Regions from separate parts of the Homo sapiens genome. Here region 1 is linked to region 2. Evidence: read pairs that join two places in POLR2A ChIA-PET (ENCODE). Cell type or tissue: K562. All regions are shown on one strand. Each heading gives the region's core, and the rest is flanking DNA. Links, peaks and the distances in the headings are about the cores only.

The links. Peaks named below come from ENCODE experiments on the same cell type or tissue, not always from the same donor. Only the 100,000 strongest peaks of a DNase experiment are listed, where the experiment ranks them.
Region 1: POLR2A ChIA-PET joins it to region 2 with 5 read pairs; 26 of 35 experiments call an interaction of 5 or more read pairs at or near these places.

What each region holds. Positions count from the first base shown.
Region 1 is chr1:100,361,014-100,366,400 of GRCh38, reverse strand. The region is part of intron 2 of CDC14A (cell division cycle 14A); the gene reads right to left. Among named protein-coding and RNA genes, the nearest start is that of CDC14A, 11 kb to the right of the region's middle. In K562, for the core only: no CTCF peak of the experiment used is centred there; a DNase peak (open chromatin) is centred at 3,330; H3K4me3 peaks cover 2,741 bases.
Region 2 is chr1:100,252,005-100,257,391 of GRCh38, reverse strand. No RefSeq gene overlaps it. Among named protein-coding and RNA genes, the nearest start is that of DBT, 4.9 kb to the right of the region's middle. In K562, for the core only: no CTCF peak of the experiment used is centred there; no DNase peak of the experiment used is centred there.

The sequences.
Region 1 (5,387 bases), core at 224-5,223, 110 kb before region 2:
TTATTCTACACATTAGAAGCTTCATGTGAAAATTCCCAACACCTCAGCAAAAAGATAAGCTACATTCCAAGAAGTACTCATTCATTCAACAAAATTTATGACTACCTATTCTGAGCAAGGCATTACTAGTTAGCATATTCATCACAGAGTACTTGCAATACAAAAAAAATTAACTGCTTTAAAAACAGGATGAATAAATTCTATAAGATCGTTATAAGGCATGCCAACCTTTCAATGTTTTACCAGCACTGCTGACGTTTTTTGTCTCTTCATTCACTTGCTCACTCAAATAGTTACTAAAAGCCTATTGGTCACCAGTCCCTACCCACAAGGAGCTCACTATCTACTGAGAAGACAGGTAAAGACATTATTACAATGTGATAAATGCTAAAATAGCAGTATCCTCCAAAACACAATGAGACCGTGTGTGTGTGTGTGTGTGTGTGTGTGTGTGTGTGTAAAATTTTGTTGAAATTGATCAGCAATGCCTCTGGGCCACACATTACCTAACAGTTTCCCTATCACTAGAATACTATCCGCACCCCTCCAGTCAGATGATAAAGTTTCTGTATGAGACGTGATTATTATGGCTGAACTCATAATGATCACATTTTAAAAAGGTCCTAACTGCATAACAAATACCAACCTCAGATGAGGGCACTAGTCTGAGTTTTTGCTCAAGCCCTTTAGCATAACCACCCACAGTCACACTGATGCCAACTTCTTGGGGAAGAGTTGCTGCACATCTAACAAGCTTCCCACACACACAGCAGTCTGATGCAGAACTAAAGATCACTGGGTGCCAAAAGGTTCCAGTCCCAATTTGGTCACTCAGTGTCCCTAATCTGGTGTCGTAGCCTCTCTGGGACTCCACGTCCTCATCTATCAAATGAAGCCACTGAATTAGATGGCTCCTAAAGTTCTTTCCAGCTCTTATGTAATATCATATATCACAGTTCTAGCCGCTATATAGACTCTACAGAGTCTATGACTCTAGTTATCCTTATTGGACAAACCCATTCAACTGTTCAAATGTTTCTCAAGGTCTACTTGCCCTATTTGATGTTCTCTGTTCTGTCTGTCCTCTCAGTGCATTGGGTCTGGGTACAGAAAACATTTCCCTCAGAGTGTCTCCTCTTTGAGGAAGGAAAAGAACACAACTTTTTCCATGAAATTCACTGTTTTCTGCACAGCCAGAAAGCAAACCCACAGACTACAAAGCAGCTACATGTATTAGGAAACTTATCATCTTTATTACTTACTTGTCTGCAAAAAGTCTGACATTTGTTGAGATCATAAAGGAAGGAGAGAACCCCAATATCAACTATCAATCCTGTCCCTTGATGCATTGTCTAGATTTCTAAGAAAGTTCAGGTTTACAACACCAGAGGGTGAGGAACCATTCTCCACTTATTACCTTCTTAACCCGAGGTAAATACTGGTCAGGTCAGGTGTCAGCTGCTGTTTCTGTAAAATAAGTGAGTGCTTTCACTTTGCCTTAAAGCCAAACAACAGACCAGATGGTATCAAGAAACCTTCCAGTATCAGGGTCTGTAATTCTAACATCCCTCGTTAGAGAAGGTCAGTTAATAAAAACTCCCTTAGAGACTCAGATTAACGAAAACAAAAGGAGACTTCTTCAGGAATGCACTGGGAAAATTAAAATTCACTCCCACAGAAATATTCTCAAGCAGTGTAAATTAACTCCATTATTCAATGGCTAGTACTGAAGGCAGGAGAGCTATACAGACAGTATATGCAAAGCTTTGTTAGAAAACAGAATGATGAGCGATTCCCCCATACATAAAAGGCTAACCCTCAGATTTCATAAAGTGGCTGAGGCTCTCAAAAGGAAAATAATTACTCTAAAATTTGTGGTGAGGATCACAGGGCCGGGGGCAACGGCTCCGCCTGTAATCCCAGCACTTTGGGAGGCCGAGGCGGGCGGATCACGAGGTCAAGAGATTGAGACCATCCTGGCCAACATGGTGAAACCCTGTCTCTATTAAAAAAAAAAATACAAAAATTAGCTGGGTGTGGTGGCATGCACCTGTAGTCCCAGCTACTTGGGAGTCTGAGGCAAGAGAATCGCTTGAACCTGGGAGGCAGAGGTTGCAGTGAGCCGACATCGGGCCACTGCACTCCAGCCTGGCAACAGAGCGAGACTCCATCTCAAAAATAAAAAATTAAAAAAAAAAAAGATGATCATCCATAATGATGAAGTCTGTGTATGACAGAAAAAAAGTAAATTGTGATCAATAAATTTTTTTTTTGTGACAGGGTCTTGATCTGCCACCTAGGCTGAGTGCTGTGGCATGCTCATGGTTCACTGAAGCCTCGACCTCCTAAGCTCAAGTGATCCTCCCACCTCAGCCTCCAGAGTAGCTAGGACTACAGCCATGTGGAACATGCCTGGCTAATTTTTGTATTTTTTGTAGAGACAGGGTTTCAGCATGTTGCTCGAGCAATCTGCCCACCTTGGCCTCCCAAAGCGTGGAATTAGAAGCGTGAGCCACTATGCCTGGCCAGTAAATTCTTTAAGAAGGCAGAAATGTATATTCATTTTAGAAAGGTTTCCGTAAATTATTCAAATTATAAAACTTTGATATTTCAGAATGTAATTTTCCAATTCTCTGTAGAAGCTGTCTCACTGAAATGCCACATATCCAGATACACAAAACTGAATAAATGCATTACTAAAGTACATCAATCATGGGGACCAAATTTGAAATAAACTACCTTTTCCAGTTCTCAAAAGAAAATTAAATTTTATAAAAAAAAAAAAAGAGAAGTCTAAACTGGCAAATTCTTCAATTTGTCACTAGGATGTGAAAATATTTAAGACCAAAAAATTAAATTAACAATAAAGGAAATATCTTATTCAAATTTATAGTTTACACAAATTATTTCTTATAAAGGAATTCACTGTCAACAACAAATAATTGTGATCATTTACCAGATGTTTTTGATATACGAGTTAAAAAGAAATTACTTAGGCAGGTACTGAGGGTTCGGGAGCCCTCGGTAAGGGTTTCCTTTTAATGAAAAGCAGCCCTAAAATCATTTTCTCTTTTAACAAACAGCAGCCTGTAAAAGAGAGCTGCACACGTAAACAAGCAAGCTGGAAACTTGCACAGGTGAATGTCGGCAGTTGTGCCAGTAGGAATACTACTACCTGGGACTAGGCATGTTCAAAATGGCAGCTCCATCTTCTCTTTTTGCCAGCCACATGTACAGTGAGGAGCAGACAAGACGGCACTGGCCGAGTGGAAAGTCCATTTGCATAATAAGATTAGGGTGGGGTGATCAGCCTTCCCCACCCACTACGTAAACGTCACACCTGGTTGAACCAATCTGCGGGCCCTATGTAAATCAGACACCGCTTCCTCAAGCCAGACTATAAAACCTGTTGCGGTCAGCTGCAGGCCCGCTTTTCCCTTTGGACTCCTCTGTCTCACAAGAGAGGGAGAGCTACTCTCTCCTCTGTCCTTTCTTCTGCCTATTAAAGTCTCTGCTCCTTAACCCACTCACGTGTACCTATTGTTAATCTTCGATGAGATGAAGAACCCCGGGTATTTACCCCAGGCAACAATGCTGCTTCATTTTCAAGTTGTCAAGAACTGGGGATGTTACATATTTTTAATAAATAGAGCAATATTTTTGATGACTCTCAATCCACATAAAATTCTTTGGTGCTCCTGGAAGTATTTCGTTGATTAAAACAAACCAATATATTTTTTAAGTAAATTGAAACTAAAGCTTTAAAAAGAATTATTCACAGCTCTACTTTGCTTCAGTAATGTGAATTGGAACAACTTAAAATGACAAGACATAGGAAACAACCAAAATGACCAAAGAGAGAAAAATGTTCAATACAGTATGGTATATCCTTTCCCCGAAATATTATTAATATAGAGACATTTATGGTGATTTTGAAAAATGGCATTGGTTTACAATGCTCATGTATGATTAAAAAAATCAGCATTTAAAACTGCATATACAAAATTATGCCAATTAAAAATTTATAGCACTGTAGGTTTGAATTTCTTCATTGTAGAAAAGCAATATTCTTTGAAAAATTAAAAAAAATATTTCTAAGACACAATGAATTTCACAATTCAGTATAAAAAATTCAGCTCAAATCACAAAGCCAGAAAGGAACTTGAGATCAGTTGTGCCACTTACCTCCCCACATTTTAAATATCCAGGACAGACACGGTCTATTTTCCGCTTAAAGATCACAAAAGACAAAGACTCCATTATAATGACCCCCTTTTTACTTCCTATCTCCAATCCTCAAAACAAAACAGAATAGCAAAAAGGCAGTTTCCTTCTGATTTACGTACCTCACCTACTTAAAGGTGTCCCTCTCTCCCAGTCACCCAAGCCAGAAACTTTGAATTCACCTTTGCTTCCTCCTCCCTACCCGCATCTGCTCAGTCCCAAATCCAGTCAACCAATTCTTTCCAGCCTCTCCCCATCTGGCCTTTCTTTCCCCACTGCTGCAACCCTAATCCAATTCTTCCATAGCCTAACTGACCCCACCTTCGAGCGATGGCAGCACTCGTCCTAAAGTAGAGCCCTGGTCACTCTCTGCCATTTACAAGCAAGCACAATTTACTGACATCCAAACAGTTTTCCACAATCCAGTCCCCAACTAAGTGACTGCTGCTGTGACCTGTGACTCCTCTCCATTCAAATATTATTACACCTCCTCTAACAGAATCTTGCTATTCCCAAACACCTCTTGTGCCTTTTCTCAGGACTCTGCCTGAAATCTTTTTCTTTCCTTTCTTCCTCATTCACTTACTCACTCATTCATTCATTCAACTAAAATTTCTTGAGCCCCATATCTATGCCAGGCACAGTGCTAGGTGTTGGGACATAATGGTGAGCAAAAACAGGTAGTACTGGTCCTCACAGAGATCATAAAATGTACTCTTTGCTATTATACACCCTTCAAAAACTAGCTCAGTGCTTATCACCCTGGGTAGCAATAATCTCTTCCTTTCTTGAACTCCTAACACATACATTTGCAGCTTTGGTCATGTATTATCCTGTACTGCATGTGTTTCTACTTCCTTCTTTACAAATACATATCTCCAAAGCATTAGTACAGTGTTCTGCATCAAAATCTATCCCATCTAAATACTAAGTTTCTTGTATAGCAATTTTCAACCACTTATGAAAGTTTTAAGTTATGCTTTTCACTTCCCATAAAAATGTGTCAAGAGTTTTGTGAGGCTTGTGTTTTAGTTTTTAGTTTTTTTGTTTTTTGTTTTTTGTTGTTTTTTTTTTTTTAAGCACAAAGGGGTATTGAGCTGTGGCTAAGTAAAAGTCATTTACTTCTGGCTTGGGAATGTGTTTATGAACTTACAAATGAGAAC
Region 2 (5,387 bases), core at 128-5,127:
CAGTAACCACTGTTGGTAAGGATGTGAAGAAACCAGAAACTTCATACGCTGCGCTAGTACAAATGTAATGTTGTTGGAGCCCCTTTTGAAAATATTCTGGCAGTTCCTCAAAAAGTTAAACATAGTATTACCATGTAACCTATAAATAGCAATTCTACTCCTAGATATTCACAGAAGAGAAATGAAAACATGTCCACACTCAAGCTTGTACATGAATGTTCATGGCAGCATTATTCATGATCCAAAAAGTGGAAACAACACAAATGTCAAAATTAAATCAAGTTATAACTTTAAGAGTTCATTGTGCATACGAAACAGTTTGCAAACTGGAAAGACCTCAAATTGGAAAACAGCATGAAGTCTCAATTTAAAAAAATTATGTTTTTTAATTTATATAAATAGAAACAGGGTCTTGCTATGTGGCCCAGGCTAGTCTTGAACTCCTGGCCTCAAGTAATATTCTTGTTTTGGCCTCCAAAATTGCTGAGATTACAAGCATGAACCACCTAGCCCAGCCAGGTCTCATTTTATAGCAATTACAGCAGTTTATAGAGCATACAGGAAGCAACATTGTAACTTTTTTCATGACTGGCTGTCATTTTTTTAAAGACATGTTGAGCTATTTAAGCTGATTTATCAATAGCTGATTCGTTTAATTTCATGAAATCATATTGATAAAGACAAAAAGCTTACTTTTATGTTTTGTTTATCTTTAGGGTTAGGGGAAATCAGGATGGATTAAGTCTTAGTTACATTGCTATGGGCAGTTTGGCCTTGAGAAATCTAAACTGTGGCTCTATTTTTATTTATTTATTGAGACAGGGTCTCACTGTGTTACCCAGGCTGGAGTGCAGTGATGTGATCACGGCTCACTGCAACCTTGACCTCCTGGGGCTCACGCAATCCTCCCACCTCTGCCTCCCGAGTAGCTGGGACTACAGGCACATGCCACCATGCCTTGCTAATTTTTAAATTTTTGGTAGAGACAGGGTTTCGCCATGTTGCTCAGGCTGGTCTCCAACTCCTGGGATCAAGTGATTCTCCTGCCTCAGCCTCCCAAACTGCTGAGATTACAGGTGTGAGCCACCACACCTCGCCCATTTTTATTTTTATTTTAACAATGTCTATCAACTGATGTGTATATAAACAAAACGTAAAGTATATCCATACAATGAAGTATTGTTCAGCCATGAAAAAGAATGAAGTACTGATACCATACACGCTGTAATATAGATGAACCTTGAGAACATAAGTGAAAGAAGCTAACTGAAGAAGCCAGTCACAAGAGACCACATATTGTATCATTCCAGGTATATGAATGTCTATAATAGACAGATTTATGGAGATAGTTTAGATTAGTGGTTGTCAAGGGCTGTGGGGGTACATTCAGAATGCGGAGTGATTGCTAATGGGTGTGAGGGTTATTTTGGCAAGGGGTGATGTAAATGTTCTGGAATTAGTGGTAATAGTTGCAGAACTTTGAATATACCAAAAATCACTAAATTTTACACTTTAAAAGGGTGAATTTAACGTATGTGATTGCTATCTCAATTTTTAAAATTGCAAAAGACAAGACATGTGAAGGAAATATAGCAGACTACCTTTAGGACCTTTGGATTGTAAAGTATTTCTTTTTTCTTTTTTTATTTTTGGAGACAAGGTCTTGCTCTGTCACATAGGCTGGAGTGCAGTAGCGCAATCATGGCTCAGTGTAGCTTCAACCACCCAAGCTCAAGCGATCCTCCCACCTCAGCCTCCAGAGCAGCTGAGACTACAGTCATGTGCCACCACACCTAGCTAATTTTTGTACTTTTTGTAGAGATGGGGTCTTGCCATGCTGCCCAGGCTGGTCTTGAACTCCTGGGCTCAAGCAATCCCCCTGCTTCGGCCTCCCAGAGTGTTGGGATTACAGGCATCAGCTACTGCGCCAGGTGGGATGTACTTCTCAAGACACAAAAATCACTAATTATAAACAAAAGATAAATACTGTTGGCCTGTGAACGGTGGCTCAAGCCTGAAATTCCAGGATTTTGGGAGGCCAAGGTGAGAGGATCGCTTGAGCCCTCAAGTTTGAGACCAGCCTGGGCAACATGGTGAGACCGCGTCTCTACAAAACGATTAAAAAAAAAACTTAGCTGCATGTAGTGGTGTGCACCTGTAGTCTCAGCTACTAGGAAGGCAGAGGTGAGAGGACTGTTGGAGCCCACGAGTTCAAGGCTGCAGTGAGCTGTAATTGCGACTCTGCATTCCAGTCTAGGTGACAAAGTGAAGCCTTGCCTCAAAAAAAGAAAAGATTAATATGTTTTAACTACACTAAAATTAAGAACTCTGTGCATCAAAGGACTCCTTCAAAAAAGCAAGCAAAGACATGTCACAAACTGGAAGAAAGTATTAGCAACACATGTAAATTAAAAGGATTAGAAGAATCCAGAATATATAAGGAACTCCTAAAGTAATCAACTAGAAAAAGATACACTATAGAGGGAAAATGGGCAAAAAGCATGGATAGGCATTTTATTTTATTTTAAATTTTTTTTGTTTTTACATAAACAACACTTTTTTTGTTGATGTATTCATCAATAGACACGGGTTGTTTGCATATCTTAGCTATTGTGAATAATGCTACAGATATCTTTACAAGATATTGATTTCATTTCCCTTGGGTTTATGCTCACAGAGAAATTGCTGAATCATATGGTAGTTCTACTTTTAATTTCTTGAGGAACTTCTATTTTCACAAAAATAAAGTATATCCATACAACGAAGTATTGTTCAGCCATGAAACTGTACCAATTTACAAATATTGCCACCAACAGTTTACAAGGGTTTCATTTTCCCTATACCCTTGCCAACATTTGTTATTTGTCTTCTTGATAAGTCATCCAATATATTAATACTACATTTATATAGACTCTTTCATCATATAAAGTAGTATCAAGATACTAGAATTCCTTTGATCTTCAAAATATCCCTGAAGGTATATTGAAGATGGTAGGGAAGGTATTATCAATGTCAATCTCATCTTGTACACAAGAAAATTGAAACTTGCCCATGATAGGCAAAAAAGAGGCAGATCTATATATAATTCAAACTCTTAATGAATCACTACAAACTATCCATATTAAACAAAATATATATCTGTATTATATACAATACATACAACTCTATATTAACATAGTTGACTAAGCATATATTGGAACAGTTTCTAAATAAGTAATGATATTTAAATACTTAGGCTATTAAAAGTCCTCAAAATTCATAAATAGTTAAACTACAGTAGCTCTGGCAAGCATGTGTTGGTATATTTTGGGGTAATGGTCAATGCAGGGGCTGACTCTAGGCTACATTTATCTCCTGACCACTTAGAATTCAGAGCAGAATTCAGAAGGTCATCCTCAGATTTTTCTACACCAGTCAGGCACACCAAGGAGCCAAACAAGTAATTTAAGACCTTCATTAATTAGCATCTTGCATTTTGGTAAACGTCACTCTTTCTGAGAATTCCATTGAATAGAGCAGAGTGTCAATTTAACGAAGCCACAGTCATGTTCTATTTTTTTTTTCTTTTAGGCAGGGTCTTGCCCTGTTGTCTAGGCTGGAGTGCAGTGATGCAATCACAACTTACTGCAGCCTCGAGCTCCAGAGCTCAAGTGATCCTCTCGCCTCAGTCTGTAGGACTACAGGCACACGCCACTACCCCCAGCTAATTTTTTGTAGAGATGGGGTTTTGCCATGTTGCCCAAGCTGGTCACAAACTCCTGAGCTCACGCGATCCTCCCGCCTTGGCCTTCCAAAGTGCTGGGATTACAGAGCCGCCGTACCTGTCCCACAGTCATTTTCTTAAGGATAAATTGTTTCATCTTACTTTGTCCCACATTTATAGAAAGTAACATAGACAACCATCTTAGAAATATCAACAATTGAGCAAGCACTCTAAGAATGGCTAATAAACATGTAGAAACATGCTCAACTTTATTAATAATCAGGGAAATTCAAATTAAGATTATAACATCATTTTATAATTACTAAATTGGGGGAAAATTTTAAATCTGACAATATCAAATGAGAAACAATAAACATACAGCAGCTAGGCATGTAGTTTGTACAATCACATTGGAAAACAATCTCGTATTATCTAGAGTAAACTTGAAGATAAACATAACCCCTGTTTCAACAATTCAACTTTTAGGTATTTATCCTAAGCCTACTAATCAAAGTGTAGTTGGCTAACCAATAGCATTTGTATCACCTGGAGCTTGTTAGAAATGCAGAATGGCAGGTTTACCCACATTTACTGAATTAGAATCTGCTTGTTAACAAGATCCCCGGTTGCTATGAATGCTCATTAATGTCTGAGAAGCGCTGTGCTAAAGAAACCCTAGAACATGCACCAGGAGAAATGATCAAGAATGTTCATAACAGCACTGACGGTAATAGCAAATAACTAGAAATAGCACAAATATCCACTCAGTAGAGAATGGATAAATAAATCATGTCAGAAAAACTAGTTGCAGAAAGATACATACAGTTTAATACCATTTTTATGAGACTCAAAAACAAGCAAAAGTAAATAATATGTTACTAGGCATCCATCCATATATGTATATGTGGTCAATTCTAAAATAAACAAAGGAATGAAAAACACAATTCAAGATAACGCTTATGAAGGGGAGAGGTAAAGGAAGGAGCAGACAGTGATCTTCACTAACGGGAAAGATTCTATTTCTTTTTTTTTTAGTTTAAAATGTATTTTATTTTTAGACAACCTACATAATGTGTTTTTCCATAGGTTCTATTTCTTAAAGTTGAGTGATAGGTTCAAGGGTTTTTGTTATATTATCATGTGACATATGTATTTGTTTTGTATTGTTTTGAGATGGAATCTTGCTCTATTGCCCAGGCTGGAGTGCAATGGCACAATCTTGGCTCACCACAACCTTCGCCTCCCAGATTTAAGCAATTCTCCTGCCTCAGCCTCCCGAGTATCTGGGACTACAGGCGCATGCCACCATGCCTGGCTAATTTTTGTATTTTTAGTAGAGATGGGGTTTCACTATGTTGGCCAGGCTGGTCTCGAACTGCTGACCTCGTGATCTACCCGCCTTCGCCTCCCAATGTGCTGGGATTACAGGCATGAGCCACCACGTCCAGACTTATGTATTTGTTTTTATTCATATGTTCATTATTGTCTCATATAACACAGTTTTAACAGCTTTATTATGGTGTACTTTACATACCATAAAATTCACCTGTCTTAAGTGTATAATTCAAAGATTTTTAGTAAATGTACAGAATTATGCAATCATTGCCACAAAGTGGCAACAGAAAATTTTCATCACCACAAAAAAAATCTCTCTTGCCTCTGCAATCACTGCCCCTTCCACCTC